Linked DNA regions of Homo sapiens: all the other regions are linked to region 2. A link is a contact called in ENCODE Hi-C or POLR2A ChIA-PET data. All regions are on one chromosome and are shown on one strand. The core of a region is the stretch at or near the end of the contact, and the rest is flanking DNA. Distances in the headings are between cores, read along the strand shown. Region 1 overlaps SDCCAG8 (SHH signaling and ciliogenesis regulator SDCCAG8). Region 2 overlaps AKT3 (AKT serine/threonine kinase 3). Region 3 overlaps SDCCAG8 (SHH signaling and ciliogenesis regulator SDCCAG8).

What was found. Hi-C counts contacts between places; a loop is a spot of excess contacts on that map. ChIA-PET counts read pairs that join two places held with the same protein, here RNA polymerase II (POLR2A). Pooled maps may share reads with other maps.
Region 1: a pooled map shows a loop between it and region 2 (4-fold over the local background). The contact joins two enhancer-like sites. A Hi-C loop is called at or near these places in 1 of 168 maps with a recorded cell type or tissue (dorsolateral prefrontal cortex), 2 of 37 single-sample maps with no recorded cell type and 2 of 50 pooled maps. POLR2A ChIA-PET finds 5 or more read pairs at or near these places in 3 of 52 experiments (BJ, WTC11 and activated naive CD4-positive, alpha-beta T cell).
Region 3: a pooled map shows a loop between it and region 2 (1.9-fold over the local background). The contact joins two enhancer-like sites. A Hi-C loop is called at or near these places in 1 of 37 single-sample maps with no recorded cell type and 2 of 50 pooled maps. POLR2A ChIA-PET finds 5 or more read pairs at or near these places in 1 of 52 experiments (activated CD8-positive, alpha-beta memory T cell).

The regions. Positions count from the first base shown.
Region 1 is chr1:243,469,755-243,474,683 of GRCh38, reverse strand. The region is part of intron 16 of SDCCAG8 (SHH signaling and ciliogenesis regulator SDCCAG8); the gene reads right to left. Among named protein-coding and RNA genes, the nearest start is that of MIR4677, 130 kb to the right of the region's middle. Within about 2 kb of position 3,411, at least 3 of the 41 ENCODE cell types and tissues checked have a DNase peak (open chromatin) inside an H3K27ac peak, as active enhancers do.
Region 2 is chr1:243,725,241-243,729,857 of GRCh38, reverse strand. The region is part of intron 2 of AKT3 (AKT serine/threonine kinase 3); the gene reads left to right. Among named protein-coding and RNA genes, the nearest start is that of AKT3-IT1, 67 kb to the left of the region's middle. Within about 2 kb of position 1,882, at least 3 of the 41 ENCODE cell types and tissues checked have a DNase peak (open chromatin) inside an H3K27ac peak, as active enhancers do.
Region 3 is chr1:243,418,854-243,423,593 of GRCh38, reverse strand. The region is part of intron 15 of SDCCAG8 (SHH signaling and ciliogenesis regulator SDCCAG8); the gene reads right to left. Among named protein-coding and RNA genes, the nearest start is that of MIR4677, 75 kb to the right of the region's middle. Within about 2 kb of position 1,618, at least 9 of the 41 ENCODE cell types and tissues checked have a DNase peak (open chromatin) inside an H3K27ac peak, as active enhancers do.

The sequences.
Region 1 (4,929 bases), core at 2,162-4,661, 260 kb after region 2:
TCTGCAGGTGGAACAGACCGCAGGGCTCCACGTGCGCCTCCCGCACGCCAGCACCTGCTCTCGGGCCACCGCGGAGCGCTCCAGGCAGGAGACACCCCTCTCCCTCGCCGGGCAGGGTGGCCTAGGCGGCCAGGTCTCAGCGCTGCCGGGCGGTGCACCGTCCTCTCGGCCTCCCTGCCCACCCAGACCTCCCGGCGGCTGCTTCGACTCTGGATACTAGGCCCGGGCTCGGCCGAGTCCCGAAGCCGCGCGAGAGGGCCTGGAGCCCGCACCTGGAGGGCAGCCGGCCGGGGCTTGGGGAGGCTGGGTGCGGAGCATCTGGCTCAGGCGACTCCACGGGGGCTCGCAGGGCCTCTGGACTTTGGCAGAAGGAGAGGATTAAACCGGGATGACGGTTGAGAGGAGGAGATGGGTGAAAGCTTCATTAACTCCATGCTCACGTCCCAAGTTCTTTCCCCTGAGAGGCAATGAGTAAAAAGGTTGATTTCCCCGCGATGGGAAAGGTGCTGCGTGATTGCATTTGCTTTTCTTACCTTTTAATTCCTTATTTGTAAACCAATGAATCATTGTTTGTCAGTGATCATGAAGGACTCAAATTTTAATAAACAGGAAAAAAAAAATCTTGGCTAATAGGCCAAAGAAATACTGCAACCCGTTTACATTTCTATGTTAGTGATTAAGCTTCTCATGTGACTTAATTGAAACTGGCAAGGATCTTGAGAACTCAAAGAAGTACTCCCCCGGCCCCCCCCCCCCCCCCCGCCGGCAACTCTCCTCCAATAACCAAACTCATTTGTAAGACCCCTCCTAAAAAGTGCCATGGAAAATGGAGCTTCCTGATTCCATAAAAATATTTTCAGTAAGTACTGCTTCATGACAGTTGTTCAGACTTGAATTCCCTTCCTCTCTTTACAAAGTTACCGTTTAGTTTCACTTCTGAGCCCTACTTCCAATTCTTTGTCTCTGCTCACTCTCCCGCTTTCTCCTCCATATTTCAATTCCCAGACACTCTTGAACTTTTGCACACGCTGCCAGTTTGAGCCTGCACAGAATAATCAGTATATTAATTCCACTCGGAGACAGTGAGATTTTTCTAACACAATCTGCCCAACCTGAACTCTTTCCTTCAGAAACACTTCGCCTTTAAAAAGAAACTTCCCAGCATGAACCTCATAAGAAGCGACATGTAACAGACAGTGCATGTGGCGCTGGGCATGCAGCTCAGAATTAAAAGAGAATTTTTTACTTTGTTTCTTCAGTGCCATGTGCATAATGTACATGTGGATGAAACTGACATCAGACATTTAAAGCAAGAAGGGGTAGGGGGAGGGGGATGTGATGGTGGCGGGAAAGAGAGAGAAAATATGTTGATAAAAACAGTAACTTCTGTTAATCTACATTTTTCAGTCACTGTCTTAATTAAGAATGTTAGGAAATATGTTGCAGTTTAATTGCATTGTTTCAAGAAATTCTAAGACTGACAAATTTGGGACCATGTACACTTGGAAGGTAAAAGAGATTAAAGTAGGGATTTCTTCCAATTGGTGGATAACAATCAAAATTATGCTTTCTACAGACACACCCCCCACACCCCCGCAGAGATCCTAAACTCGGAAGACAAAGTAAGAATATCCTAGCACTTAACATGTTCAGCATGAAATGAGTTCTGAAAATTTAAAAACGTGTTTTAAAACCTAGGTATATGAGATAAATTTTAAATACAAAGAATTGACACAGGAGAAATAGTACTTTATCTGAAATTTCTGGTGGACATTTATGTTTGTAGAAAATATTTATGAAGGAATTTGGTAACAATCTTCAAGTGATTTTCAGATGACCTTGTTTAAGATAGTAAAAGTTGTTTGCTGGAGTCACAAATCCATAAAAATAATAACAGTTTGAAGACACTTGAGATTTCTAGACTTGTGTCCTGTTCTCCTGCTGGAGTTCAGTCACACATTCTCCAGGTTTCATTTCTTTTTTTGAGGAAGCCTTTGCATTGTTCCACAGCAAATAAATTAGAATGTATTTTCATTGCTCGAAGTACCTTTGAGGGAAGCTGCAGTAGGCATGACAGCTTCCTATTTCCCACAGTTGACCATAGGTGACTCATTTTCAGCCTGGACACAGCTGACCATAAGTGAATTCATTTTTAACCTGGATGCTGCATTTCTTACTTGCTTCCGTTTTTGGGGTCATTGCCTGTGAGAAAGGAGGAAGGGCACTCTGCCCCCATGGTGTGCAGCACAGACCAGGTACTGACCTCTTTCTCCAGCCCTGGACTTAGAAACAGACAAACAAACAAAAATGCCCACCAGGTACTGACCAGCTACTCTCAGGGACTCAAGCTGATGACTTAATTCAAACTGGTTTGATGATTTAGTCAGATAAATGGACAGGTTCTTTGACTGAATCAACTAGCCATTTTATCTTCCATTAAGCACAATGTATGACACACCTGGAGCCTCAGGCTTTGTTATCTACCCCAGAGAGGAGGCAGACCTAACTATATCAGCAGCTAAAGACACTGCACTGCATGTGCCATGACCCTGAAACATCAACAAAACAAGATCTGTTTGCCCTAAAAGGCAGCTGAAATGTCCAAAGAGCCTTCCTATGAGAAGAAACTCACCAGATCTGTTCTAGTTGTGAGGTCTCACTGCTTCTCCCGCCTCCAGCCTCCCAAAATAAGAATGGCCTGAGAACCTGACCACAGTTGAAATACTGCCCATGTGTTGCCAGCCTCACAGTGTTTCAGTTCTCCAATTTACAGTATATTCATACAGTATTTAAATTATGTATTAGAGAGTAGAATCCTGAGGTCTCAAATTGCTGAGTAAATGGCACCTGTGACCTAATAGTCCAATGCTTTCACTAGTATGAAATTAGAATAATTTTTTTTAATGCCACACATGAGGTCCAAAATAGTGATGCTACATATTTCTCATGTGCTTAACACCTAGGACGACGTAAAACTCCCAGTTAACTCATTAAGAAATGAAAGATTTTCCATCTCCTGAGGCTTCTGGGAATTCTGATGGGTGGATACATCATCCTCCCTCCACCCCCCAACCCCTGATAGCAGGGCAGCCTCCTCCGAAAAGGCCTTTGTCAAGAGGCACGAAAAGCTGGCCTGCTGAGCCTGGACCCCCCGTGGAGGGCCGAGGGAGAGGACACAGAAGAGGACTGGGGCATTATTAATTACCAGATTAGGGACAGAGTAGAGTTCAGGCAGACACAGAGGCAGACAGAACCCACGAGCGTAATAAGTTGAAAAGTTCCGAGTCAAGTCTCAGAGTTCGAAGAACATTAAATGAAGAATACATAATACTGGGGGAAAAAAGGGAAGCAGTACCCGCCCGAGGGCCAATTGCCTCTCCAGCAGCGGCAAGGCTGTTCCTGGGCTCGCAGGACCATTTGTTCCATTACACAATCTCCTGAAGCCATTTAGAGAGAGCTCAAACAACTGCCTGTACCAACACGACACATGGCTTCCCATCCCGACTCTGCTAATCCAGACGCTCCAACCATCTTTCCTTAAGATGCCATATGGTTGGCAGAAGCCTGTAGATCTAGCAGCACATCTGCTTGTACGTTTCTTCTTCCCTCCATCCCCCAACAAAAGAGGGATCGAGAGACAGACTGAGGGGAGAGCATGCTTGTGTACCTCTGCCTATACAGATATTTCTTCTTATGCACTCTAACAACAACAACTATGAAAGAGATGACCAGGAAGTATTCAGGGCTCGATCATTTTTAACTAGAGAACATAGCGATTTTTCTTTTGCTTGTTGATGCTATAGAAGAAGATGAGAAAAACAAAGGGTGGACAGTCTCCTTTCTCCCAAGGATGGTGACTTTAAAATCACTTCAAAGCTCGCTCTCTCTGGGAATCCTTGTGATGCTGTCTTGCCACAGGAGGGGGACAGCACCCTTGCCTGAATCTATTTCTTCTCTTCTTTTCGGTCAAGGAAGACAGACAAGCTGAGAAACTAGCAGATACCCAGAGCCTGCTTTGTTAGCAAGCACAGCACGGCTGTATGCTAATGAGTCGGCACCGACACAGGGCTTTTTTGGTGTGATGAGCAAAGATTGTTGACACCGTTGAAATCCTGGCTCCCCTGGCCTGTGAGTGCACGGGCTGCTTCCTTGGAATCCAGCCCCCAGTGAGACAGGCTGCAAAAAAAAGAAAAAAAAAAAAAGGAAAAGGAAAAAAAAATTCTACTCTCCTAATGACTGAAATCTGGCCATTTGTAACTTAGAGCAGTTGGGAAAAGTGGGGGCATTAGAAAAATATTCCATCAGGCCAGGGATCAAAAGACACAGGTGAAAAGTATGGGTTTCCTCTGAACTAGAAACGAAACCTGGTGAGCACATGTGAGTGATGACGGCCAGGATGCTTTAGGAGCAAAAACCCAAAAGGCGGAGTGAGGGGGATTCTGAGGCCCCAGCCCCGTCGGGGCAGCTGGAGCACTTGCGCCACATCTGGGCAGAAGGCACTGCACACATGGGACAGCCTCGTTGGTGGCTTCATCTCAGTCAGGTGAAAGGCGAAGCATCTGATCTCCTTGTAAATCTGTTTAGACCTTGTGTTGTTAACCAGACATGGTTTTTCTTGTGTGTGGAACTATGATCCAGTGAAAAAACAAAGCAAATATTCTACTGTTGCTATACTTTTTTTTTTTTGGTAACAAAGAAGGGTGGAAAGGGGAGTTACATATTTTGAGTATGGGGCATGTTATCTGAAGTACCCCTTTACTTGCCAAGAAACTCTGAGAGATAGGTATTATTATTCCAGTTTAATAGATGAGGAGACTGAGGCTTAGAAGACTAAAAAAAAAAAAAAAAAAAAACCAACACTTTCGCAAAGCCCTGTAGCTAGGAAGGGACCAAACTGAAAAGGCCATGCCTATCTCCTTACAATACGCT
Region 2 (4,617 bases), core at 633-3,132:
TGACCCATTCTTATTAGGGAAAATGAAAAATATACATAAAGAAGAACACTGTAATCTATCATTTATTGTCCAGAGATATTACTAATATTTTATGTCTCCTTAATCTTTTGTCTATGCACATATTTTTATTTTTAAAATACAACATTTGGAATTTTATATCTTGCTTTTTTTCTCTTAATATTATGAACGTTTTCCCATATCATTAAGGACTTTTAATAGCATTTTATAATTATTTACCTAACAGTTCTCCCTGATCATTAGACAGTTAAGATAGATTTCAGATCTTTTTTTAAGGTAGATTTTTATGAGTGAAATTACTGGCTCAAAGGATATGGTTACTTTCATGTCTCTTTATAATCTATGAGGTACTTGATTTTTTTCCTGGAAAGGCTGTACCCATTTATGTTCTCACCATATTCTCATGCTTTAAACTCAGTGCATATGCTCTTATTTTCACTAGTATTTTGAATTCCACCCTTTTAATCTTTTCAAAATCTCAAATCATTACCTCTCTTGTATTACCAGTCTCTCCCTCTCTGCTTTATCATTCACACCGGCATATAAAGGTGCAATAGTATCTTCCATCCTAAAAAGAAAAGCCCCCTCTTGACATATTGCTTCCCATTCTGCTACTGCCTCTATTTCTGCTTCTCTTTTAATAAAATTTTATTGCATGGTTTGTCCACACTGGCATCTTTCATATTCTCACCTTGTAGTTAATTTTCTGCCCTAAACTCTAGTTTATTTGGATTTCTTACTCCTCTGAAGAGTCTAGTAAAAATCATTGACATCCGCGTGAACATTTTTCTCTTTCTTTTTCTCCATCTCTTAATATCATTCAGCACAAGTAGCAACTCAATTCTTGAAACCCAACCTTGGTTTCTCCTAACTCATTGGCTCTTCCTTTCTGATCTTGTATCAGTTCTTGATACACTACCTGATGCCTACTTATTGGAGGGCCATGTGACTCCATGGAGGACTCCTTTCCCTAAGGAAAAACTAAGTTTCCCTGAAGTCCTTTTTGTCTCTAATAACTTTTTACCTCTTCTGGGATGTCTGGCATATGACTCTTGCCTTAGAGTCCATAGACTGCAAATGAGTTTGTGCTTTTAATGACACGTACTTTAAAACTCATTGATCTTAGTTTTATTAAGTCTTTAGATTTTTGAAAATTTTCTTTCAAGTGGTTATTCTTTGAAATCGTGAAGAACTGACAGCATATGACCAGACAGTTTTTCTACAAAAGCATTGGGATTGCCTGTCCTGTCCTATCTGTTCCCATAAAGTTTTAGGTGAAATACAAAGGTTTATGATCTAAATTCACAATTGCTAGTATGATGCATTAGCACACCATAAGTTCACAGTACTCTTTGCACTATATTCCTGAATGATTAAAACTTACAGCTGGCATAGTATCAAGTGCTGGCTGCCCAAGTGTCTCCCTCACAACCTATAGATAGAGTTTATTGCCTGTCACAGAAAGGGAGTACACCACCTGGTTAGAACTTTGGCGGTTTCTTGGAGGGAAGAAAGCAAGGATAGTATGTACTGAGAATCAAAGTTTGGTTGAGGTTGAGTGAATACTGGGTGTGTGTGTGTGTTTGATTAAAATTGGATGATGACCATTATGCAACAGCAAGGGATTCAAAAAATCTTACATACTGTTGGGGCTTTCTATTGAATCGTTGATGCGTGTTTCAGGAGTTTGCTGTGATGAACAATCAAACCGTTTGCCAGGGTGAGGCTCTCCCTGAATAGTCAAGTCATGTTAACGTACACTGTGAGTTGTTTAGGGAGTTGATAGTTTTAGTCTTCAAGTTGTATGTGGTTTCTGTTAAACTATTAATGTCATAGGACTACAACATACTACTTCAAGCTCTTAAAATGGCTTTCCCTTATTTTTGAGAGATGTAGCTGAGTGCTGCTTATAGTCAGGTCAATTCTTATAAAACACCAACATCCCTCTATGCCTAAATATCAAATCAGTGTTATAATTATTTTTTTAAACTAAGATTATATCAAATTTTTTAGTTTGATACTTACAAAATAGTTATGATGCTTTTTTTTCTTGGTTCTCTTTTTTTCTTTGCTAGAAAGACTTTGAACTATAAGGATGGAGGTTCCTTTTCTGCAGACTTAAGAAAGAGGATGTGAAACTTGGTGTCATGAGTTCTAAATACCTCAAGTTATTGTTGCAAGAATAGGGTTTTCAGTTTTGCAATTTCAGCCTATAAATTACAATGAAGAGTAAGAGTCCTTATAATAATAAACTTTTGGGGCTGGGAGCAGTGGCTGACACCTGTAATCCTGGCAATTTGGGAGGCTGAGGTGGGAGGATCATTTGAGGCCAAGAGTTCTAGACCTTCCTGGGCAACATAGCAAGACCCTATCTCCACAAAAAGTGAACAAAATTAGCCACGCATGGTAGTGCATGCCTGAAGTCCCAGCTACTTGGGAGGATTGCTTGAGTCAGGAGGTCAAGGCTGTGTTGAGCTGAGATTGTACCATCGCACTCCAGCCTGGGCAACAGAGCAAGACCCTGTCTCAATCAATCAATCAATCAATCAACTAACTTACTTTTGGTATTGTATGCTGATTTATGAAGGTTGAACCTAGGATTAAATGTTGTCTTTTGTCTGCCCTTTATTTTTCTTCCCTTAACAGATGCCATGTTGAGCTGCCTTGTCCTGATTTTGACCCACAATGTGTATTCAGCCTCAGCACTTATTATGTAGGTTAGGCTCCTTTTAAATGTTAATGTTTCACATTTATGCTTGTGTGAATTGCTCATTTTCTGTCATAACCTGGGGGTATGGAAGGAATCTGTTGAAGACCAAGGAGGTGGGCTTTACCACAATACTGACATCTCTTCTCAGCTCAGGCAGGGAGCCTTGGCTAGGCCACCTATTGCCACTGCCTAAGTAGAAGGTGATTGGCAGAATCTTATCTGCTTTGCTTTGACTTTTCATTGCCAGAGTTTGTTGAAGGATGCCAGATGTTTGGGAAAACAAGTTTCTTTTTGCTTTCTATCCCTATTCTTGCCAAATTCTTACCTGTTTTTTCATGAGGATGCCCTGGCTTGCAAGAAAAAGCAAGAAAAATAAAAACATAAGTTTGATTCTTAATTTGAGCATTCTGACCCATTTTCAGCTTTATATATCCTTGGTCCATTTTTCTTCCTGTTATTTTGACAACTCTCATGGCTGTGGGACTGAGTGCTTGTTCATAGATAAATGTTAACTTTCTTTTGGGTTGAAAAAGAGAATATTGGTTGCTAAGTTGAGCAACCACAGACTGAGATTTTCAGAAAATTGACAACTTCTTTTGAGAATTTACCTGTTGTAAGTTATAGAAACTGAACTTAAATATTACCAAACAACCATATTAAATATTTGCCATATTTTAGATTGTTCCCTGCATTAATTGAGTTCACTTTATAGGTGTAAAATATTTTTATATTTAGTAAGCAGATCAAATAATATTAACCCCACAACTTTTTCCCACACGTTAAAAAACACCTGACTCTTCATCCAGATAATTTTTCCAGATTTCACCACTGGAATTTACTTATACATCCTTTAATACCTAAATAATCAGTCTTGTTCTGATATTATCTGCCTTTCGTAAATAATTGAAATGGATTTGGCTTACATATTGGGGCGTGGGTTAACCTCCAGTTGGAATTCTAAATTTATCAAACTTAAGATCTGTTAAAATGCCCAGCAACAGAATAATTAAAACAGATTTGAAAAGATGAGTAGCACCCACCAGCATACTAGACATTAATGTTGGAGGTATGAAATTCCAGACATTAATGTTGGAGGCATGAAATTCCAGAGCTGCCTGCACTAGGCCTTTATGAGAACTAACCTTTTAAAAAGGCCAGTAGCTTTCCTAGTCTTCTACGAAGTGCCAGATAGATGAGTGAATGTGTATAAACACCTTTCTGTGTGTACTTTTTAGCTATTACTTTGAAAATTGTAACAACATATATATTGCTTATCCATTTTGAATCAACTGTGACATCTTTTAGCCATGTATATGTGGCATATGTATTGTTTTCATTAAATCGTCGAAATTATATAAGCCAGTTACCACTTTTCACTAATTTTTTTTGGCAATGGTATTTTGGAAGAATTAAATATATTTGAACTGTATATTGAAGTAGTCAAAGTGACCTTCAAAAGGAATGTAATGATCTTAAATATAATATTTTATCTTATTTAGTTGTCACAAGGACCTTATTTCTGTGGTTATGCCCCCGACCCTTAACCCTTGCAAATCTCCGTATGCAGTGAGCAGTGTTACTGCTGGAGTATATTATTCTTGTCTCTGAAGTAGAGACACAAAAAAGGCTGAGTTCTGTTCTGTTATTCTGCTAGATTGGTCACATATTCCTGGAGAGTGGTGTTATAATTTTTTTTCCTGCATCTTTGCAGATAGCACAGTGCCCCCATGGAATACTTCACTCACTCTAGTCACTGGTGAAGTCCTACTCATCAACCCTTCAAGTTATAGCTCAAGTTTCACCTCTTGTATCTTGTCTTCCCTTGTCACCATTTGAAAGTAAACTCTTCCTTCTGAAACTGTCAACACTTTCCAGAACTTTTCTTACTG
Region 3 (4,740 bases), core at 369-2,868, 310 kb after region 2:
TAGATTTAGGTACAAAGTTTTTGTTGTATTATTATTCATAAACGGTTAAAAATTGGAAGCATCTTAAAAGCCTAATAATTCTTATACACGCAAATCATTTAATAAAGTTTTGTTTTCAGAGTATTTACTGATATAGAAAAATGTTCATTAGATATCAAATGAAAAAGCAGACGCAAAACTGTATATACGGTATAATCTCAATCACACTATAAATGTACACAGACATACACATGAAAAATGACTGAAGGGAAATATATCAGAGGTAAGAATAGTTATCTCTAGCTGGTAGTGGCACAGGAAATTTTCCTTAATTCTTCTTTGTATTTTCCAAATTCCCTGCATTGAGGATGTCTTACATAATCCCAAAAATATAAATGTTATTTATAAAGTACACATCACTATCAAGTGTGTATTGCAACAATCTTTTTTTCTGCTTCACATTTTTGTTTTTTTCTTTGTTTATAATTGTAATTTGCCTACCAACTTCCATTTTTCAATAAAAATTTGACATATATGCCTGCACATCATCCTTTTTCTGTCTGCAGCTCACGATATGTTCCTAGAACTAGTAGTTTGCAAAGCTCAAAGAGTAAACTTACAAGTTTTCTGTTAGTTAGGAGATACATTTCTGGCATGATTATCCTGTGTCATATAAAAGGATAATTGACTCTAATCCATTTTCATAGAAAATTCAGGCAATTTCTGGCTTTACAGAAGCATGAACTTTCCCCTGTATTTTTATATACCAGTTATGTTGCATAATTGCATTTGCATGAAATATATTTTACTACTATAATTCGGATTAAAATGATAATTGCTTTCAAAGGGAAATACAATATCTTAATTTTTTATTCTTTTAGGTTCTAGTTTGACTTTTGGTAACAATTAGCAGAGGCCAATATCAGTCTCCTCTTGTAGAAAATATAATTTTTATAGTATCCCAACCTAACATCATCTAAACATGCAAAGGAAAAAAACAGTTCAACCGGGTGTGTGTTCTTCACCTCAATTAAACTCACACAGTTGGATACCTACTGTTGCCAAAACAGTAATATAATTTACACATTATAGTCCACACAGTAAAACTACACTAAAAGTCATTTAACAATATTTATAACACCATAAAGTATAGTGTTAAAATATATGAACTGCAATATGTACCAAAATTATAAAATTTGTTTCTCATCATCAGTGATTAAAACCGGGATCATTGCTCTAGCCTCAATACTCACAACCCTGGTGACAGATTAGAATTCAAATCTTAATGATCAATTTACAATTAACAAGATAGAAGTGAAACAAATTAAACCAACCATTATATATAACGAGACCCCATGGACTCCCATTGTTCCTCTTAATTACAAAACGCAAATCACAAATACACAATGGGCAGTGTTAGACATCAGTCCACAAGCCTCACAACCCAGAAAGTGACAATGACAGAAAAGAAAGAAGCAAAACCACATAGACCCTGGTTCTATGCTCTATCCTGTTCTTTTCAGTGTGCAAGAGGTGGAAGCTAAAACCTAGCACACACTTCTCTCCACTCTGTGGCTGGCAGAGGCTCACTCCCTGCCAGCACCCAATCCTTCCAGCTCTCCCAGGCCAGGTGTTAGATAGCACTGCAAACCGCACTGCAACGTTTTACTGCTGATTCATCTAAGCGCGTGGGGAGAGAGAACACTTCCTTCACTTTGATAAAGAAAAATCACAGTTGTACCGAAGATATTTAAATAGCTCCGTTTACCTCCTTCAAAAAACAACCCCATAACTATAATAAGCTCTCAGAGTACTGGGGAATACAGAAGGAAGGATAGCGAAAGTTTATGTGAGCTTCAACTAAAATCAGCCAGAATGTCTGCCTGGTGCCAATTAAAAGCAAAATGGAATTAATTCTCTTGCCTGATGGTCAAAAACAAGCTATACAACATGCACAGAATCGGCAGTTCATTTTAAGTTTTAAAATGGGACGTGCCATTCACAAACCCCGGGGTTACAGACACCACTACGTGCAGTGTGGAGTACACAGAGCGCGCAAACTACTGTGCTAATCACTATGGAGGCTTCCAGAAAACAGAAGCAGTCGTCACTGCCATAATGCGACTTACGGTCTCCTTGGGGAGAAAACACATACAACAGACACACACACGGAGGTACCATTTCAAAACATTTTCACAGAGCAACAGAGCAGCCTAGCATGAAGCTGGGGCAGAGAGTAAGGGCGTACGTGCACGCCGAGCCCATGCTCTCAGCTTTCCCGTCATTCTGCATGGGCTTCAGTCAAATGACTAGATCTGTGAGTTTAAAATCTTGTTTTAAATGGTAGGAATCTATTTGTTTAGTTGGTATTTTGAAAAACAAGACTCTTAGAGTAATGTTGCTAGTAACAGAGGAAGGAAAAATATGTCTTAATTATTGCTCAATACAAAATAAATACACTTACTTTTCAAGAAGAATTTTACTGTAATACTCTGAGGAAAAGCTGGACCAAAATTACCATATGGATTGCATAAGTATAAATTTGGAGACTGAGTTTCCACAATGACAAAACTTTAGAAACTCCAAGATTTTCCTTACCTCAAAGCACAGGGAAAATTATTTATCCCAATAGTTTGGCATGGGGTATGCAGAGGCACACTCCTGGAGGGCTTCTTCAGAGTTTACTACATTAATAATTTGTATTTTAAAAGAAGCAGTTTAAGCCCTTCAAGTTTTATAGGTGGTTTCAAAGCAGAAGGTAACATCAAAATGGAATGTAAAACTTAACATGAATGAGTTATTGAAAATGTCATAGTAAGAAGCCAGGGAGAAATGAAACTGGAACTAAAAGAAATTAAGAACAAACAACCCTAAAATCAAAATTTGTCCTATTCACTACCTTCTTGTGAGGCACACAAAATGCACTTTTCGTAAGTTTTAGGGGCGCTTGAGAGTTTTAAAAATAGTAAGTAACAATTTATCAAGTGTTTACTACTTGCCAGGCCTTGGTTGAGTCAAATTGTAAACTTAGAGTAGGTGCCTGCTTTAATTCATCAGAGTTACAAAATACAACTAGATCCACATTTTCCTGATCTGGCTGTTTTAAAAAGGCTTTCATTGTGGCATAGACTTATGTCCGTCGGAAAATGACAGTCAGACTTTCCCTGGCAAAGACAATAGCTATGTAAAGTGATACCCAAATTACCAGTCAAGACCCTTAAAAATGCCACCAGTGAAAATAATAGCAGCTACTGTGTATTACTATGTGTCAGGCACTGTGCTAGGCACTTGATACGTGTATGTATGCGTATCTATATACACAATTCTAATTCCCATAACAATCCTGCAGTGTGGCTTTAGAAATGTTTTTACAGAAGGAGAAGCTGAGGTTTGGGGAAATGAGGCCATGTACCCAAGGTTACAAAGCTCCAAGTGGGAGAGTGAGATTCAAACCTAGTTCCTCTGAATTGCCATGTGTTCTTTACTGCACACTGTCAGCCATCAACAATGGGACAGACTGGCATCAGAAGTCAGATCAGGAGGTGCGAATAGCACCACACCTATTTGTTTCATTCATTCATCATTTATTCATTAAATGCCATCTATGTCAGATACAAAAGAATACATCCAATTTACAAAGTACTGTTCAGGAGCTGGAGGAATGAGAAGCAGGAGGAGCAATAGAGGTTCTGAGTTAGACCAGTACAGGCTAAGATGACAGATCTAGAGGAGGAAAAAGAGGGCCTAGGGGCACAGAGTAAGTTAACCGTTACATGCCAAGGACGCTTACTTCTCCACGGAAATTTAAAGGTGAATTTTTCCTTCCCAAACTTTCTCATCATAACTACTGTGGCTTGAATTTTCTTTAGCAATAGATGTAAAATACTGTAATTACCATAAGAAAGAACGTATACTTTGGAACCAGAAATACCTATGTTAGAACCGTAGCTCTCCCACTCACCAGTTATTTAAACAGTTTTGGTTTCCTTATCTGGAAGATAATAATTCCTGCCTCAAGTTGTGGTGAGAATTAAATAACATACCAAGCACCTTTTTGTCTCTTTTATATAATAAATTTCCCTAATTAGGTCTCCTTGGAGAGCAAGATCACTAATCATTCACAAACCAATTTTAGACCTAATACATTTATATAAAACCCAGATTGATATCATTTTATCCCTAAATGATACAATCTTGTTTGTTTGCTTCTAACAAATTACTTTTGGATCTATGTGGTGCAAATCAAGTATTTCTGGTTAAGAATAGCTACTGTTGATATTTTATGGGTCTCTTTCATGACAAAATCATTTGGTTTTCTTGGTCAAATTTCCTTGAAATATCTGGTATTTTGGCACCTAGGTTTTCCCCTACCAAAATACAATCTTAGTATACGCTAGGAAGGTGCGCATGTCAGAGTACATTCTTGGTGGTTACAGGAGCCTCTGCCTTCCTGGTGAGCAGGGAGAGTTGGATGCACGAGCCCTCTGATTCCCCAAAAGATTCAGGGATGGGGGTTCTATCAGCTAAGACAGCTTGTTGATGCAGGATTCCAAGATGGAGCTCAGAGTGATCAGATATGCCCTGATACTCCCAGAAATCCTTCCCGAATGAAACATCTAGGTCAGTAGTTTGTTTGCTGAGCCATATTTCCTGCTCTCAATAGATCTATGTGAGTTTCAGAAAAATGCAGAAAAGAAGACACACAGGCAATTTTTTCATTGAGTTATCATATAAAGTAGTATTTGACATCTTATCAGTTAT